Regions from separate parts of the Homo sapiens genome. Here region 2 is linked to region 1. A link is a loop called in an ENCODE intact Hi-C map of the cell type or tissue named here. Cell type or tissue: heart left ventricle. All regions are shown on one strand. Links, peaks and the distances in the headings refer to the core of each region. The heading gives the core; the rest is flanking DNA.

The links. Peaks named below come from ENCODE experiments on the same cell type or tissue, not always from the same donor. Only the 100,000 strongest peaks of a DNase experiment are listed, where the experiment ranks them.
Region 2: a loop joins it to region 1, with 3 times the contacts of the local background. A loop is called at or near these places in 2 of 110 quality-filtered maps.

The regions. Positions count from the first base shown.
Region 1 is chr1:237,048,463-237,056,793 of GRCh38, forward strand. All of the region lies in intron 1 of RYR2 (ryanodine receptor 2), which reads left to right. Among named protein-coding and RNA genes, the nearest start is that of RYR2, 10 kb to the left of the region's middle. In heart left ventricle, for the core only: no CTCF peak of the experiment used is centred there; no DNase peak of the experiment used is centred there; H3K4me3 peaks cover 1,877 bases; H3K27ac peaks cover 3,078 bases.
Region 2 is chr1:237,102,618-237,110,948 of GRCh38, forward strand. The region is part of intron 1 of RYR2 (ryanodine receptor 2); the gene reads left to right. Among named protein-coding and RNA genes, the nearest start is that of RYR2, 65 kb to the left of the region's middle. In heart left ventricle, for the core only: no CTCF peak of the experiment used is centred there; a DNase peak (open chromatin) is centred at 3,416; H3K27ac peaks cover 4,174 bases.

The sequences.
Region 1 (8,331 bases), core at 9-8,008:
TCCGCCTGCCATTTTAGTCCTCCTGAAACCCTCGTGTCCATCTCCCAGCCTCAGCTCACATCCTTGCATATCCTGTCTAATTTCTCTACTTGGCCTTTTATGATCTGCCCCTTGATACCTTGCTTATGCTTTTCATCCTACACAGAGTTTTCTTGGATCACTCTAACCAATTCCGATTTTACCTTTCTCCGACCATTTATCACTAATAATTAATAAAATGTATGGAACTGATTGGGAAACTCAAGCAATGGTCAGAGAATGCTCTGACCCTGATGCTCTGTGGGTGAGTTGGGACCGTGTTGGGCATCGGTTTCCCATGATGCTTGGTGCACTGTTAACTACAAGGACAGACTTGAGAGAAATCTTGTGGCAAGGAGAAGATCGGGACAAGAGAAAGGATCCTCCTGCCCACAAGTTTAATGTGAACATCACTTGAATGCGTCCAAATGCAGAAAGAAGGAACCTGCTATGAAGGAAGTAGGCAAAGATAGTGGGGGTGGAAGAATAGAGGTAAGATCTCTTCTGGAAGCAGAAGAGTAGGAGTGTTGGTGGGTGAAATTCTGAGATGAGGACACCGGAGGTGTGTAGGGTGAGAGAGGCCAGGTGATGATTGCTGCTTTGGGAGGCCGCAGTGGCTCCCAGGTCCAGTGGGAGGGGACACCCGGAGAAGGCAATTAGAGAGAGGGAAGTTACAGTCACTAGAGCAAATGAACAAAGGAGAGTAAGAGAATAAATTAAGGATTAATTGAGTCTGAGTGATTAGGGCTGCCCAAAAGAAATACTGGTTTAGAGTCAGAAGCTGTATTTCAAATGAGCAGCTGTCAGGGGGTGAGGTGACTTCCAGGGGCACTGTTAGAGTGTCCAGTGGATCAGTTTCATCCCCTTACTTTCCTCTTTATTAATCACGGGAAGAACATTGGGATGAGGACCCTGCCAACAAATGGTTGTGTGACCTTGGGGCTGGTGGGGTCAGATAGAGATTTGTTTGAGAGAGGTAAAATGGGGAGGTTGTTTTCTCAGAGGGACTTGCGGTAATTTCCATTGTCATGTTCGTAGTCTTAGGGTCAACCAGACTCAAACCATTCTGCAGGATGAGCATAACAAAATCTCACCCTGGGACTGGAAAGAAAAGCTTTGAATGATCCTGGGGTCCCTGGAAATCCTCATCCTGGTGGATTACAGGCCCTGAAAGCTGACAACAAGCTTTGAGCCAGGATTCTTGATGATGGGTGGTTTTCTTTCAGGGAAGAGGAGATGTTAACAATAAGAGAAGCTTGCAGACAGGCATTTAGAAGGAGCTAGGAGAAGAATTCTCTCATGTCAGTAGCCCTCTTAGGGACTACTTAGGTTCGGATCCATTTAGTAACTGAACTCCTAGTGAGCTTGTTTGCAAATCCTCTCTATTGTCCCAGCCGTGAAGTACTTCTCTGGCTTCCATAGTTACCTTCTCCCTGGCTGGTGAAGAAGTGGCCCATGTTTCTGGGGTTTCCCAGAATGTTACAGTCAGCCTCAAAGCCCATGTGGAAGGTATATTTCCTGGTTTCTATTGCAAAAGTTCTGTAGTGGTGTTGCTGCAATGAAATGGAAGTCCAAGGCATTCCCTGTTAGTGACGGAGTGTTCAGAGGACCTACACGTAATTGCTTTCATGTTCGTTACCCAAGTAGGGGACAGAGAGAGAGGAGCCACTGACACGTGAACCCAGGGAGACCTCCCCTGGATGGCTGGGTGCAGGTACTTACCACCCACCAACCGATGATGAGTATCTGCCAATTTACTGGAAGAAAACCTGAAATCTAGCTGTGGAGCCAAGATAGATGCAGAAGAAAGCGAGTGGAACAGGAGAAAGTGTATAGGAACTCAGAGGCTGGCAGGGCCTTCCTGAGTCTGGGAAGGGCTGAGGCGGGAACGAGGACACATTTGCTCCCTGGGACACGTGGTTCTTAGTGTGCAGGGGAAACCCGCATGTGGTCACTGAGGGAGAGGCACAGGCCCACACATCTCATCACCATGAAGGAAGGAACAATTCAATGTGGCCAATTTGTTTTTCTACTATGGCAAGCACTTTTTTTCCTTTAACATTTTTGGTATTTTAAGAGTTTTTGCACATTTATTCTGCTTCTAATGAAGTTTTAATTGTTTCTCTTTCCTCCTGAGTTTAGAATCTGATTCATAATGTACATGGGAACCCATGAATTTCACTCATATTTAATGCATAACCAAAGATATAAACTGAAATGATACATTTTGAGAAGATCAAGAAAAGAAAAAGAAAGCTTACAGGAAAAATGATATCCTTAGTCTTGAGTCAATTGGGATATTGTTAAAATGAAGCCGAACAGCACACTGAGGTGATAGCCACTAGAAGTTGTATTCTCTTCTTTTCCACAGCAGGTTTCTGGTTTTCAAAATAAAAGCAATTATGATTTAAATTCTTCTAGCTTTTGCTAGAGTTTATATTTATTTCATAATCAAAGAAACTTTACATGAGGAAAGTTCGGTCTCACACACACGCACACATGTGTGCACAAATGAATGAAAGATATTCCACCATATTTTTTTTCACCAATTTTGACTGTGGTGTAGAATTCAGTTAAATTAGTTCATGTGTAGCAGTGAATTGTCTGTTGATCTCTGTTATTTCTTCCAGTGCTTTGGGGTTTTTATTTTTATGGTTCCTTTCCCTTTGTCTTTCCCTTTCCCTCCCCTCCCTTCCCCCTTCCCTCCTTTTCCCTTCCCTCCCTTTCCCTTTCTCTCCCCCCCCTTCCTCCCCTTTCCCTCCCCTTCCCCTCCCCTTCCCGTTCCCTACCCTCTCCTCCCCTTCTCTCTCTCTCTCTCTCTCTTTCTCTTTATCTCTCTCCCTCCCCTCCCCTCCCCTCCCCTCTCGTCTTCTCTCCTCTTCTCTCCTCGGGGCTCATGAGTGAGTTACTTTTGAGAGATGCTATTTTGATAGTGGCAGGACCAGCAACAAACCTGTACCATCTCAGCATTCAGGAACAATGGTGTCCACATGTCTTTTTGAGGTTGTACAGGGCATTCTTAAGGCACATTTGAATAGTCCCACAGGCTGAGAGGAGTTCCTCTGATCTTAAATACAGCATCAGCCTGAGGAGTAACCATTTCTAGTCAGGAGATCAGAGCTTTTTTACGCCGTGGCCTACCTACTGCTGTTGGCAACTTTATTTCTTGTAGGTGCATTGATATGTAATTGTCTGGCAGGTCTGTTCTAAGCATTGCATGTGTATTTTCTCATGAAATCCCTAGAAAATCCCTCAGAGGTAGCTACCTGCAAAGAAGTGAAGTGAGCCCAGTGTTTGCAGACACAGGCAGTGGAGCGACAGTTTCAGACCTGGGCAGGCTGGCTCTAGAACTCTCACTTAATCTTGCCATACAGGGGCCCTTTCTGCTGGAGATGGACATATTTTAAAATGAGAGGGAAACTTGGTGCCCTGCTTCTACCTGCAGGAAGTTACTTTATAATATCAAATGTGAATTTCTTACATTACCAGAGCCTTGCAGGCTGTGTGCCACATCATAGGTCCTGTGTTTAATGTTTGTGGAATTGCATCGAACTGATTCCATGAGATAGTATTTTACATAATAAATACAGAGTAGGGTAATTATATGCAGTTTACTAGGGTACCTTAATGCAGTGTGTGTGAACGGGATACCTCTTTTATCTGTAGCATTATACCAGGTACCTAAGAGATACCATGAAGGTGGAAGCCATAGTTCCCGTAGAGTTCAGATGCTCAAACAGTGAAACCTTATATGCATCAACCTGGGAACAGTAAGCTTATGGTTCTAGGGGGATTGTGTCCTGTGTAAAATTCAGAGGGTCCAAAAGGTGAAGAGATGATGGATGTGGTCATGATATTGGGCTCCAAAACTCACGGAGTAAATGGCCAATGGTGAAGTAAATGGTGGTAAAAGCAGAGATTCTATTTCATTATAAAATATGAAAAAAACATGAAAGGCAGAATCCAGACTATAGAACAACATGTAAGGCAGGAATTAAAGTTTCAATGAAATGCCGCCTTGATCTCTAAAAGTGCTCCAAAATCTCTTTTGTAGCGTTTCAGGAAATTTTGATTCATTTTATTTTTGAAACAGTTGACATTTGGGGGAGTGGGCTAAGGGATGAAAATATGTTTTAAAGTGCTTGTTTTTTTAAGGACAATATTTTCAAGAACTGTACTTCAGGAGCATGTCACAGTTATGAGCCTGTAGGCAAGAACAGGGTTTTTTTTTTCCTCTCCTTTTAGGGAAGAACAACATATTGAAGGATGATTAAGACACTTGAAAAATGTAACAGAAACATACACACACACGCATTGCATACACAGGATCCAATCCCTGATGCCCTTTGCCTCTCTTCTTGTTTTATTTCATTTATTTATTTATTTTTAGACAGAGTCTCACTCTGTTGCCAGGCTGGAGTGCAGTGGTGTGATCTTGGCTTACTGCAACCTCTGCCTCCCAGCTTCAAGTGATTCTCCTGCCTCAGCCTCCTGAGTAGCTGGGATTACAGGTGCCCGCCACCATGCCAAGCTAATTTTTGTATTTTTAGTAGAGATGGGGTTTCACCATGTTGGCCAGGATGGTCTCGATCTCTTGACCTCATGGTCCGCCCACCTCAGCCTCCCAAAGTGCTGGGATTACAGGTGTGAGCCACCGCACCCAACCCATCTCTTCTTATTTTTTAGACTATCCCGTTAGTTCCCTTTGGTCTTGGACATGTCTGTCATGACATGTTTCCAAGGCCAATGCCCACAGCTGGGAGTCATGATCAGCTTACACGTCCTGGCTTGTAGGTTCGACGAAACGTCAGGAGAACATTTCTTCTTCAGACAAATGAAAAGCTGAGATGAAACGTTTTTGATTGATGGCTGTCAGAGAAGCGTAAAAACTTCAGCTTCACTGCCATTCCCTTTGTGACAGGGAAGGGGCCATCATCTCCTGAAGATGGGGGTGTCATTATTAAGTCTAAATGTCCTGCTCCCGTCATGAAGAATTGCATCACACAGAAGCCTGCAAAGTCAGCCCGACTTGAGTCAGTCCTACTCACACCAAAGAGGATACGGAAACTGGTGAAGGATAAGAGACAATTGTGATTTCACCTCTTCCTGCGCCAGCGCCCGGTCTCTTCTCCTTCATTCTGAAATGTTCGTGGACTGCCTGCTACGTGCCATGCTTCTTGCTGGACTTATATCCACGCTTGTCCTGCCTTTAAAGAGCTTATTCTGTCTCTATGGGTGGGATAGGGAATAAGGAAAACGCAAATATTCTACTACACAGTGGACATAACAATCAGAAAACCGTCAGAGGAAAGGATGTTGAGGAGGGAGGGATCCGTGTCCCAGGAGTACCATTATCTAAGGCTTGGTGGAGGAGGCAGCATTTCCAGTCACAGAATTCTCAGACTGAAAAGGATCTTCAGGGATCAGGGTCTAACCCCTTTATAGTGAAGGAACATGAAAGGACAAGTATATTGGCCCACATTATTCCGCTCAGACAGGATAGCTGCAATTCATTTGATTCCTGGAACAATCCATTTAGTCTATAAAGCGGTTAATTGCATTAATACAGATCAGGAAACTGAGTTGCAAAGAGGTGAAATGACTTGTTCAAGGGCAATTAATGAGTAAGTGATGTTGCTGGCGAGCCCAGGGTTTTCAGATGCCAAAGCCCTTCTTTCTCCTTCCTCCCTCCCTCCTTCCCTCCCTCCCTTCTTCCCTTCTTTCCTCCCTTCCTTCCTTTTTCTTCCCTCCTTCTCTCCCTCCCTTTATCCATCACTTCCTCCCTTCCTTCCCTTTTCCTCCCTCCCTCCCTTCCTCCTTCCTCCCTCTTCTCCCCTCCCCGCCTCCCCCCTCCCCCCCTCCCTCCATCTGTCAGGAAAAATGGTAAAAGACTGTAAATTGGATTATAAGGAATGATTTATGGCTGTCCTATCACATTTGTCCATTTAGGTTATCTGTGCTTTTCACTTGTCTGGGAGCTATCTTACTGCTCTTAAATTGTGGAAAACTGATAGTAATGATTCCTGAACTGTTGATTCTTGATTATAGAAAATGCAAATTGTGTCTACTAGAATGCAGTTGTAGATACCGAGTGGGTTTATTCTTCTCAAGCAAATTCATCTCAGCCTTCCTGATGGGCTGATATCTCTGTATGTCCTTTGGAGTCTCCTTTGAACCTGCTGTGATACCACACTGGTTCTTTAGTGAAGAAATTAAATAAAATCTTTGATGTGTTCATTTTGTCTTTGTTTGAGTCGTATTTTTACTTTAAAAAAAGTTACCTTCAACACCACTACTATGCCTCCTAAAGTAAAAGTGAGTGGGATCTTGCTGAATTTGGGTGGGGAGGGCAGGAAGACAGGACAGATGAAAGAGGAAGGTGAGTGGGGGCCATGTGTTGTTTCTTCTGTCTCCCCATCCCCAGGGCCACTTTCCAGTCTTCTCTGCCCTGTTCTATGTTCAGGAGCCTCCTACTCTAGATGGTGCCGGGAGCACTGTTTCCTTTCCTTGTTGGCTCAGATCCAGGGCTGGGGACAGTTTCCCACTGTTGCTGGTCCCTAGAAGTCCCACCTCTGTCGGATCCTGTCACGCTCCCAGCCCGCACCTTGGTAAATGATCCCTCATTCACCTCTCTTCAGTTAAACCCTTGAGAGTGCCATTCCCTTCCTTGATGAGACCCTGATGCGAAGGCGGGAAGCACGGTGACACGTTTGGGAGAGAGATGACGGGCGAGTACTGCTGTGTCATCCTGGGGGGACTGGGGAGCCCTGAGACCAGGGTCAGGGATTTGTTCTTAATTCATAAGGTAAAAGGGGCCCTGGAAGTTATTCTTTTTTCTCCTTCTCAAGGGAGAAAAATGGGTCAGAGCTGTCCATTAGAAAGATTAATGGGGCAGCAATTTATAAGATAAATTGGGATGTAGAGAGATCAGAGCGGGACCGGAGCTGAGAAGCCTATTAGGAGACAGTCACCACGGAGCTGGTGCAAGATAATTCGGGCCTAAATTTGGGTGGTAGTTGTGGGAATAGAAAGGAGCGGGAGCTTTAGGACACAGTGGAGAAAGGGTTTATGGGGTTGGTAACTGATTAGATACAAGAAGAGGAAAAAGACAAAGCTGAGCTTCAGATGGTGTTGGTCATATGGAAATCAGGAGGAAGGGGAGGTTTCAGGGGAAGGCAGTGGGATTTATTTTGGATGTATTTATTTTGAGATATGTTATGGACTGAATTATGGCTCCCTAAAAAGTATGTTGACATCCTAATCCCCAGGACCTTAGAATGTGACCTTAATGGGAAATAGGGTCTTTACAGAAGGAATCAAGTGAAAGTGAGGCCATTAAGCTGGCCCCTGGTCCTATATGACTAGTGCCCTCCTAACAAGAAGGGATTAGGACGCAGGTCCACACAGAGGGAAGATGGTGTGAAGATACACAGGGAGCACACCTGTGAGGACTGGAGCACTGCACCTGTGAGGACTGGAGACCGTACTTGAGAGGACTGGAGCACTGCATCTGTGAGGACTGCAGCACTGCACCTGTGAGGACTGGAGCACTGCACCTGTGAGGACTAAAGACTGTACCTGTGAGGACTGGAGCACTGCACCTGTGAGGACTGGAGCATTGCATCTGTGAGGACTGAAGCACACTTGCAAGGACTGGAGCATCGCACCTGTGAGGACTAGAGACTATACCTCTGAGGATTGGAACACTGCACCTGTGAGGACTGGAGCACTGCACCTGTGAGGACTGGAGCACTGCACCTGTGAGGACTGGAACACTGCATGTGTGAGGACTAGAGACTATACCTGTGAGGACTGGAACACTGCACCTGTGAGGACTGGAGCACTGCACCTATGAGGACTGGAGCCCTGCACCTGTGAGGACTGGAGCACTGCACCTGTGAGGACTGGAGCACTGCACCTGTGAGGACTGCAGCACTGCACCTGTGAGGATTGGAGCACTGCAACTGTGAGGACTGGAGCACTGCACCTGTGAGGACTAGAGACTGCACCTGTGAGGACTGGAGCACTGCACCTGTGAGGACTGGAGCACTGCGTCTGTGAGGATTGGAGCACTGCACCTGTGAGGACTGGAACACTGCACCTGTGAGGACTGCAGCACTGCACCTGTGAGGACTGGAGCACTGCACCTGTGAGGACTGGAGTACTGCAGCTATGAGGACTAGAGACTGCATTGTGAGGACTGGAGCACTGCACCTGTGAGGACTGCAGCACTGCACCTGTGAGGACTGGAGCATTGCATCTGTGAGGACTGGAGCACTGCACCTGTGAGGACTAGAGACTGCATCTGTGAAG
Region 2 (8,331 bases), core at 265-8,264, 54 kb after region 1:
GGCTGAGGAGTGTGGATCACTTGAGGTCAGGAGTTCGAGACCAGCCTGGCCAACATTGTGAAACCCCTTCTCTACTAAAAATACAAAAATTAGCTGGGCATGGTGGTGTGCACTTGTAATCCCGCTACTCGGGAGGCTGAGGCAGGAGAATCGCTTGAACCTGGGAGGTGGAGGTTGCAGTGAGCCAAGATGGCACCCCTGCACTCCAGCCTGGGCAACAGAGCAAGACTCCATCTAAAAAAATAATAATAATTTGATAGAGAAAATTTTTGTTTTATTATAAAATACACGTATAAAACTTATCAAAACCATTTAAAACGATACAGTTCAGTCGTGTTAAGTATATGCACACCGTTGTGCAACAAATCTCCGAACAGTTTCATCTTATGAAACAGAAACTCCACGAAAAACAACCAAGAACAGTTTTATTTGAACCCAAGGGTACTTTCTGGGATGGAAAAGCTGGGAGCTCAATCTTGGATATTATAGTACTGTGGAGCTGGGATTATGGATGTCTGAGGCCAGTAGGAGCTCTGAGGCCATCCAAGATAGATGTGTCCATTGGAAATTGGGCTTAGAGTTAGAAACTGCTAAGTGGACATTATTTTAAAATTTATTTTGGATATTCAGCTTCCGAACACTGTCCTACGTTTGGGAACCTCACTGTTGCGTGAGTCATGGCATCACCTACAACGGAAGCTGAAAAGGTCAGTACCTGCTTTCTCCATATCCTGCTGCCCAGGGCATGCAACTTGACCTTAGCACAACCAATCCTCCTGTAGCCTGGTACTTTGAACCTGAAGTAAGCAACGTGAAGAACAGGGGACAGGTTAGGGCTACCTCAGGTGTTGGTGCTGAATTATCGTAACTGCTTCTGTGTGTGTCTGGGCCGTGGGCCTTCTGACCACCACCTTCCTTTGGTTTCTGCCCATTTTCCAGGCTACATTGTCCAGTGTCCCTGTTTTTTTGAGACAGAATTTCACTCTTGTTGCCCAGGCTGGAGTGCAATGCCATGATCTCGGCTCACTGCAACATCCACCTGCCAGATTCAAGTGATTCTCCTGCCTCAGCCTCCCGAGTAGCTGGGATTACAGGTGTGTGCCACCACATCTGGCTAATTTTAGTATTTTTAGTAGAGACAGGGTTTTACCATGTTGGCCAGGCTGGTCTCGAACTCCTGACTTCAGGTGGTCCACCCGCCTCGGCCTCCCAAAGTGTTGGGATTACAGGCGTGAGCCACCGCGGCCAGCCCCTGTCAATTCTTTGAACACCTGTTAGCTAGCATTCCAACTTGGTTGGTTTCTGTCATTTGCAACCGAGAATTCTGTCTCTTTTGTCTGGTTGTCTCTCTGTGGTCACCATGCCTTTATCAGTCTGTGTCATCCCGGGCTGAAGTTCCTCACGTGATATTTAGTTGCTTGTGGCCAAAACCCGCCTTCACTGCAAATGCATCGGTTCCTCATCATTTCTCCTCTGGACCAGCAAGGGGCTTTCCTCTCGCCCATCCATCTCCCACCTTTTCGTTTTGTAGGTAGAACCTGGAGGGAGCGGCAGTAATTCATCATCCATGGAACGTGCCTGTCTGTGGCCTGGACCTGTGGGATTTGGCCGGCGTTCCCTTTGCATTACATTTGGTACTTGGAAGCAAGCATCCCTCAGTAGGGACAAGGCTCCAGCTGTCCCTTTCATTAGGGCCCTGCCAAGGACGTTTCCTTTGTTCAGCACCTCCTCCTGCCTGCCCTTAGGACCATCTTCCAAAAAACTCTGCTCTGCCCTCACCCGCTGCTGTCCCCTCCCACCTGTAAGACCAGGCCAGCTCAGCACCTTTCCCTGTCTCCTTGTCTAGCACTGCTGCTTCTGTGTGATGCTCCGGCATGGTGAGTTGACCAACACCATCGCTTAAATGTGCTGTGCCTTTTACAATTATGTGGCTTTGCAGGTGCTGTTCCCTTGCCTTTTTTTCTTTGCCCGGCAAATTCTACTGGTTTGTCAGTCACTTCTCCTTTCTGATAGCCTTTGTGACTCTCCCAGCTGTTACTGGGTCCTGGTCACCCTCTAGGGCCTTGTGTAAACCTTTCTTTCAGGTTTTACCCAGGGCACTGTACTTACTTGTATATGTACTTCTCTCCCCGCCTAGACCCCCATCTCCCTACGGATAGGAAAGGAGTCTCCTCCTCATCTTTGTACCGAGTTTGCAAGCACAGTGCCTGTGCGTGGCAGGCCCTCTGTACCTGTTGACTATCGTGCAGTGGAGATTCAAGCTGGCTGATCTGTGCCTGGTGCTTAATGGCTGTGATGAGTTTGCCACATTCCCTTCTCCCTCGAGGTCTTCTCAACGGTCTGATGGTAATGCTGGGAATTTCAGGCTTTCTGGCAGACTGTCAGGGAGAAATTTCAGTGCAGAAAGGCCTTCTAGAACCTCACGAATAAGGGGTGCTGCTCACATCTTGTGAGTCCTCCCCCTTCCTGACATGAGTCTCAGTGCCGGCAAACACGGCTGGTTGAACCCTGAGCTAGCCCAGCTGCTTTGTTCACCTTACGTTTGGGGAAGGCTGAAATTTTATTGAGCACCGACTGTATTCCACACACTCTTCTAGGTGCCCGAAATATGCTGTTAAACAAATACTCAGCCCTCATGGGGCTGAGAGTCTGGTGGGGAAGACCTGTTGAAAAACAATCATATTAAATGAATTGCATTGCATGTTAGAAGATCGTAAGTACTCTGGGGGAAAATGAGAGTAGAACAGGATAAGGGGGTGATGGAGGGAATGAGTGGTGATTTTAAATGTAGTTATCAGGCTGGGCACAATGGCTTACACCTGTAATCCCAGCATTTTGGAAGGCCAAGACGGGCAGGTCACTTGAAGTCAGGAGTTTGAGACCAGCCTGGCCAACATGGTGAAAACCTGTCTCTACTAAAAATACAAAAATTAGCTGGGCACAGTGGCTCATGCCTGTAATCCCAGCACTTCGGGAGGCTGAGACGGACAGATCACTTGAGGTCAGGAGATCGAGACCAGCCTGGTCAACATGGTAAAACACTGTCCCTACTAAAAATACAGAAATTAGCCAGCAATACAAAAATTGGCAGCTGTAGTCCCAACTACTTGGGAGGCTGAAGCACAAGAATCGCTTGAACCCAGGAGGTGGGAGGTTGCAGTGAGCTGAGATTGCGCCACTGCACTCCAGCCTGGGCGACAAAGCGAGACTCTGTCTCAAAAAAAAAAAAAAAAAAAAAAAATCCAAACAAAAAACATAGTTATCAGAGTGGGTCTCTTTGAGATAGTAGCAGTTGAGCAGCTTGAAGATAGCAGGGGAGTTAGTTCATGGGCTTCCAGGCAGAGGGAGCAGCCAGTGCCAGCACCAACGTGGGAGTGTGCCTGGAGACTCTAAGGAACAGAGTGTGCAGCAGGACTGGGGCACAGTGGTGGGGAGGCCAGAGGGGCTGCGGGTGTGGGCCGGGCAGGTGGAGGAGGCCTTGAGGGCTGTTGAGAGGACTGGGCTCTTGCTATTACTTTTAGCCATATGGGAGTCATTGCAATCCTTTGAGCTGAGGGGTAGCTCGTTCTGATTTTCATTCTGAAAAGACCCGTCTGGCCACTGTGTTGAGAATAGATGTTCCTGGTAAACAGGGGTGGGCAGGGAGAACAGCTCCCCTGCACCAGCTCCCGCTGGGCTGCAGACAGGCTCTGATGTGGCTTGCAGCACGGTGGCAGCAGGGGGAGGTGGCACCGAGCAGCAGGACCCTGGATATTTTTTTGGACATAGAGCCAGGAGGATTTCCTCATGGTTCTGATGAGGGTTGAGAGAGAGAAGGGGAGTCCGGATCATCCCAAGGTTTCTGGCAGACAGATGATGTTTCACCAGCTAAGATGGAGCGGTCCTGGAAAGAGTGAAGATCAAGAGTTTCATTCTGGAAATGTGGGGGTTTTCGCTGTCTGTCAGAGAGTCGTGGAGCTGCTGGGAGGTGGTTAGTGTGGACTTCTGGAGAGAGGGCTGAAACTGTCCTTGAAAAAATGGATTTCTCAGTGTGATGTGTATACAGTGTCCCTTTTTCAGACATGGCACCTTCGTCCATTTGGGCTGCTATAACAAAATGCCATGGACTGGGAGGCTTAGAAACCACAGAAATTATTCCTCACAGTTCTGGATGCTGGGAAGCCCAAGATCAGAGTGCCAGCAATTTGGTGTCTGGTGAAGGCTCGCTTCCTGGTTCATAGGCGGCTGTCTTCTTGCTGTGTTGTCACGTGTAGAAGGGACAAAGGAGCTCTCTGAAGTCCCTTTGTAAAGGGCAGTAATCACCTCCCAAGGCCCCGCCTCCTAATGCCATTACATTTGGGGTTAAGATTTTAACATATGATTTTGGGGGGACTGAGGGACATAAACATTTAGTCTGTAACACAAAGGGAGGTTAATTTGGATTAAGAAATCTAAGGCCATATGGGGGAAATAAAAGGCTGGAGGGCTAAAGAAGGATGAACCAATAAAAGTCTTATAAGCATTATTATGTTTACTAAAATAAAATAGACCAACACATTAAACAATGACATCAAAACATCAATGGACAACATATACTTTATATATCTTAACTTAGAAGTTATAGATGCTGTACTATGAGCCCCACTTAGGAGTTCTTGCTTAATAGAAAACATTGTAGGTTCTGGGAGGCTGAGGCGGGCGGATCACGAGGTCAGGAGATCGAGACCATCCTGGCTAACACGGTGAAACCCCGTCTCTACTAAAAATACAAAAAATTAGCTGGACGTGGTGGCGGGCGCCTGTAGTCCCAGCTACTCAGGAGGCTGAGGCAGGAGAATGGCGTGAACCCAGAGGTGGAGTTTGCAGTGAGCCGAGATCGCACCACTGCACTCCAGCCTGGGAGACAGAGTGAGACTCCATCTCAAAAAAAAAAAAAAAAAGGAAACATTGTAGGTTCTCACTTCTCTGCAGCTTTAGTTTTACCAAGTTGCTTTTACATTTACCTTGCTCTATTATAGGTAATAGATGTGAAGCTTCCGATTCCTGGCTCAGAGTTGGTGACTTCCATCTCCCGTGGAAGATGCCTCTGAGTCCACTCAGGATCTTGTGTGGTCACAAAGGTGTAGGAAACGTCTGGACACTTGAGGTGGAAGATGCTTTGGGGCATTCCCTTCCAGATTCACGGTGTCCTGCAGCCTTAGTTCTTTCCAGAAGCACGTCACACGTGTGGCATCCACCTCCCCTGCACAGGCTGGGCTCCTCCCTCCTTCCCTGGGGTTCCCCTGGGCTTCACATGCCCTCATCTTCCTTTATTTTTCTTGAGGCATTGTTGAAAAGCCTCTACTCCTTTGTGGGGCTGTTTTACCTCCTGGTAAAAAGGTTCCGGTCCTGAGCTCACGGTTTCTCTCATGTCCCCTGTGGGAGTAATTAGAGCTAACCTTCCTGGTGGTGCTGGAAACCTCTGTGGAAGCTGGTTCATGTATGCCTCAACTTTGCATAACAGGGAACATGATCCTAGAATATTCTTTAGGGTAGCATTTCCCAAATTTTCCAGGGAATAAGAATCTCCTGGGCTCCTTGCCTAAGCATCAAGCACTGATTTAGACTTAGCGACCCAGAACCTCCAGGAGAGGGGCCTGGGAATCTGGGTTGTGAGGCTACACCTGTTGGAGGGATCGGAGGGGCCCAGTATATGATACTCCCCTTTCCTGCCCAGCTTCTGAATGAATTGAGACAAAAACAATGACTAGGACAAATGAGAGGTCAAAATGTCCTCATAGAGGCTTGGCTGGAGGATGCTGCGTTAAGTCAGCTAGCCCAGTAGGCCTGCTAATTGAATTCCTGGAATGAGGCTGATGTACCGCAGAGGCCTCCCTGGGAGCAGGGCCGCTGGAGCAGCAACAGAACCTTGCAGCCTGCAGAAGCTCACAACCAAAACAGAGAACAGGGCTGAGCTGCGCTGAGCAGAGCTCTGGGATTCTCTTAAATCTATCAGTCGAAATTATTTCTCCTGAGGCACATAGGAAGTAGAGAGGGCTGAGAGAGGCCGGGAGTGTGTAGGGGCGTGGAGGCTGCAGGGTGGAGGAGAGTCCCTCCTCCTGGCAATCAGGAATGGGAAAAAGCATCTCTTTTACACACCCCAGGTGATTTGCATGATCAGGAAAGTCTGGGAAGTGGGTCTTAGGAAGCCTGCAATGTTGTCTCTTGTCTGTGCTTTCCACCAGCGTTCCAGTTTTGCACTTTTGGTATTTCTGAGCAAGCTCAGCTTCTGTGTTTTGGGGTACTGGCTCCTAAGAGCAGCTGGGTGTGTGATTAGACAAGGAACTGCTTCACTAGTTTATTTTCATTGTGAGCACACTTCAATATCACTCTTTACATGAACATGAGCAAATGGGTTTAATTTTGAAGTCAGGGCTTGGGATTCTTGCCTTTGTGTCTATGTATATGTGTGTTCAACAGAATAACCAGTGTGAAACCTAACCTAGCCGAACATAACCGGAATAACCAGGGTAAAACCTAACCATCTGTGTATATATTCACAAATACATACATAAATGTGTATATATAAAATACATATATACATATACATATGTAAAATACATATATGTATATATAAAATATATGTATTTTATTTTGAAATAATTACAGTCATAGGTTGCAAAGAAAAATGTACAGGGAAGTCCCATGAATGCTTCCAGTTTATATTTTTTGAAATTGAGAAATATAATCTTAGAAGATGGTAAAGCTGGTTTTTTTTTTAAGTTGGCAAAGAATATGCAGTTAAATTCAGGCATGGAGAGAAAATTGCTTTGAAAGGAAGATTTTTTGCATTGACTTTTGTGTGTGACATTAGCTGTCTGTTTTGGAAAATCTAAGAGCAATATCTGATTATCTATGCTTTCCATCCCTAAAACCACCAACACATAGAGGCTACTGAATCTCCCGAAGGGCCTCGGTGATGGGCCTGGGCAGGAGGAGGCCCCTGCAGCCTGTGGGTGGTGCATGGGCAGCATCTCCTCTCTGCAGTGTCCTGCAGCAGCAGTGCAATGTGATTGATTTCAGAAATTTAAAAAATATTTGCTGACACTGCACTCCAGCCTGGGCGACAGAGCGAGACTCCGTCTCAAAAAAAAAAATAATAATAATAATTTCCTGGGATAGGTAGGGGAAACGGAAATTTACATGATTGCCAACCTGACTACTGATATTTTCCAAGGAAGATTACCTCTGTGAGGGCCTTTTTGCTTTAAATGTCACCTTCATGGTGTTCAGCAATGTTCACTGAGCGTATGACCTGGCTTTGTGCACCGAGAAAACTGCCCAAAATAACAGGTGCCACAGCTTGGTCACAAGACAGACACAGGGCCAGTAAGGTGCTGTCAGTTGTACCCCCTATGCTAAGCTGTGAAATTCTAATCCCCCGGCCCCACTTTCTAACCGTGGAAATGTTGGGTTGTGCCATATCCTGGTATGAATTTTCTTTGTGGAATGATAGGCCCATAGAGTTAAGTTTTCTCTACTGCTGACTTTTACTCACTTAATTTTTACTCAAGTTCTTAAACTTGAGTGTGCATCTGAATCCCCTGGAAAGCTTGTTAAAACGCAGATTGCTGGGCTCTGGCCCCAGAGTTTCTGATTAGGTGGGTCTGAGGTGGGGCCTGAAAATGGGCATTTTTTTTTTCTTTTTTTAAAAGTTTTAGGGTACATGTGCACAATGTGCAGGTTAGTTACATATGTATACATGTGTCATGCTGGTGTGCTGCACCCATTAACTCGTCATTTAGCATTAGGTATATCTCCTAATGCTATCCCTCCCCCCTCCCCCCATCCCACAACAGTCCCCGAAGTGTGATGTTCCCCTTCCTGTGTCCATGTGTTCTCATTGTTCAATTCCCACCTATGAGTGAGAACATGCGGTGTATGGTTTTTTGTCCTTTCGATAGTTTGCTGAGAATGATGGTTTCCAGTTTCATCCACGTCCCTAAGTTCCCAAGGGATGCTGATGCCTCTGGTTTGGAGTCTGCACTTTGAGAACTCTCGCTCTAGGCAAAGCTGGCAAATTTGTCTCAGGTAGGGGCACACCTGCTATCTTCCAGGTAGGCACTGTTCCTCTACTCTTCTGCGTCATCTCAGCTTCATTTCTCCCTCGGGGTACCAATGCTCTGAAACCTCCTGCTGTGGACTGAAACATTCTCTTTGGTTAATTCAAACTGAAATATTCTATTTGGCATCAACTAACATTTGCATATTTCTGGGGGACCAGCCACTTTGCTGCAAGGTGCTTGTATTTGTTATTTAATCTCTACCACAACCCTGTGAGGTCAATTGTGAAGTCCCCCTTTAATGAGACTC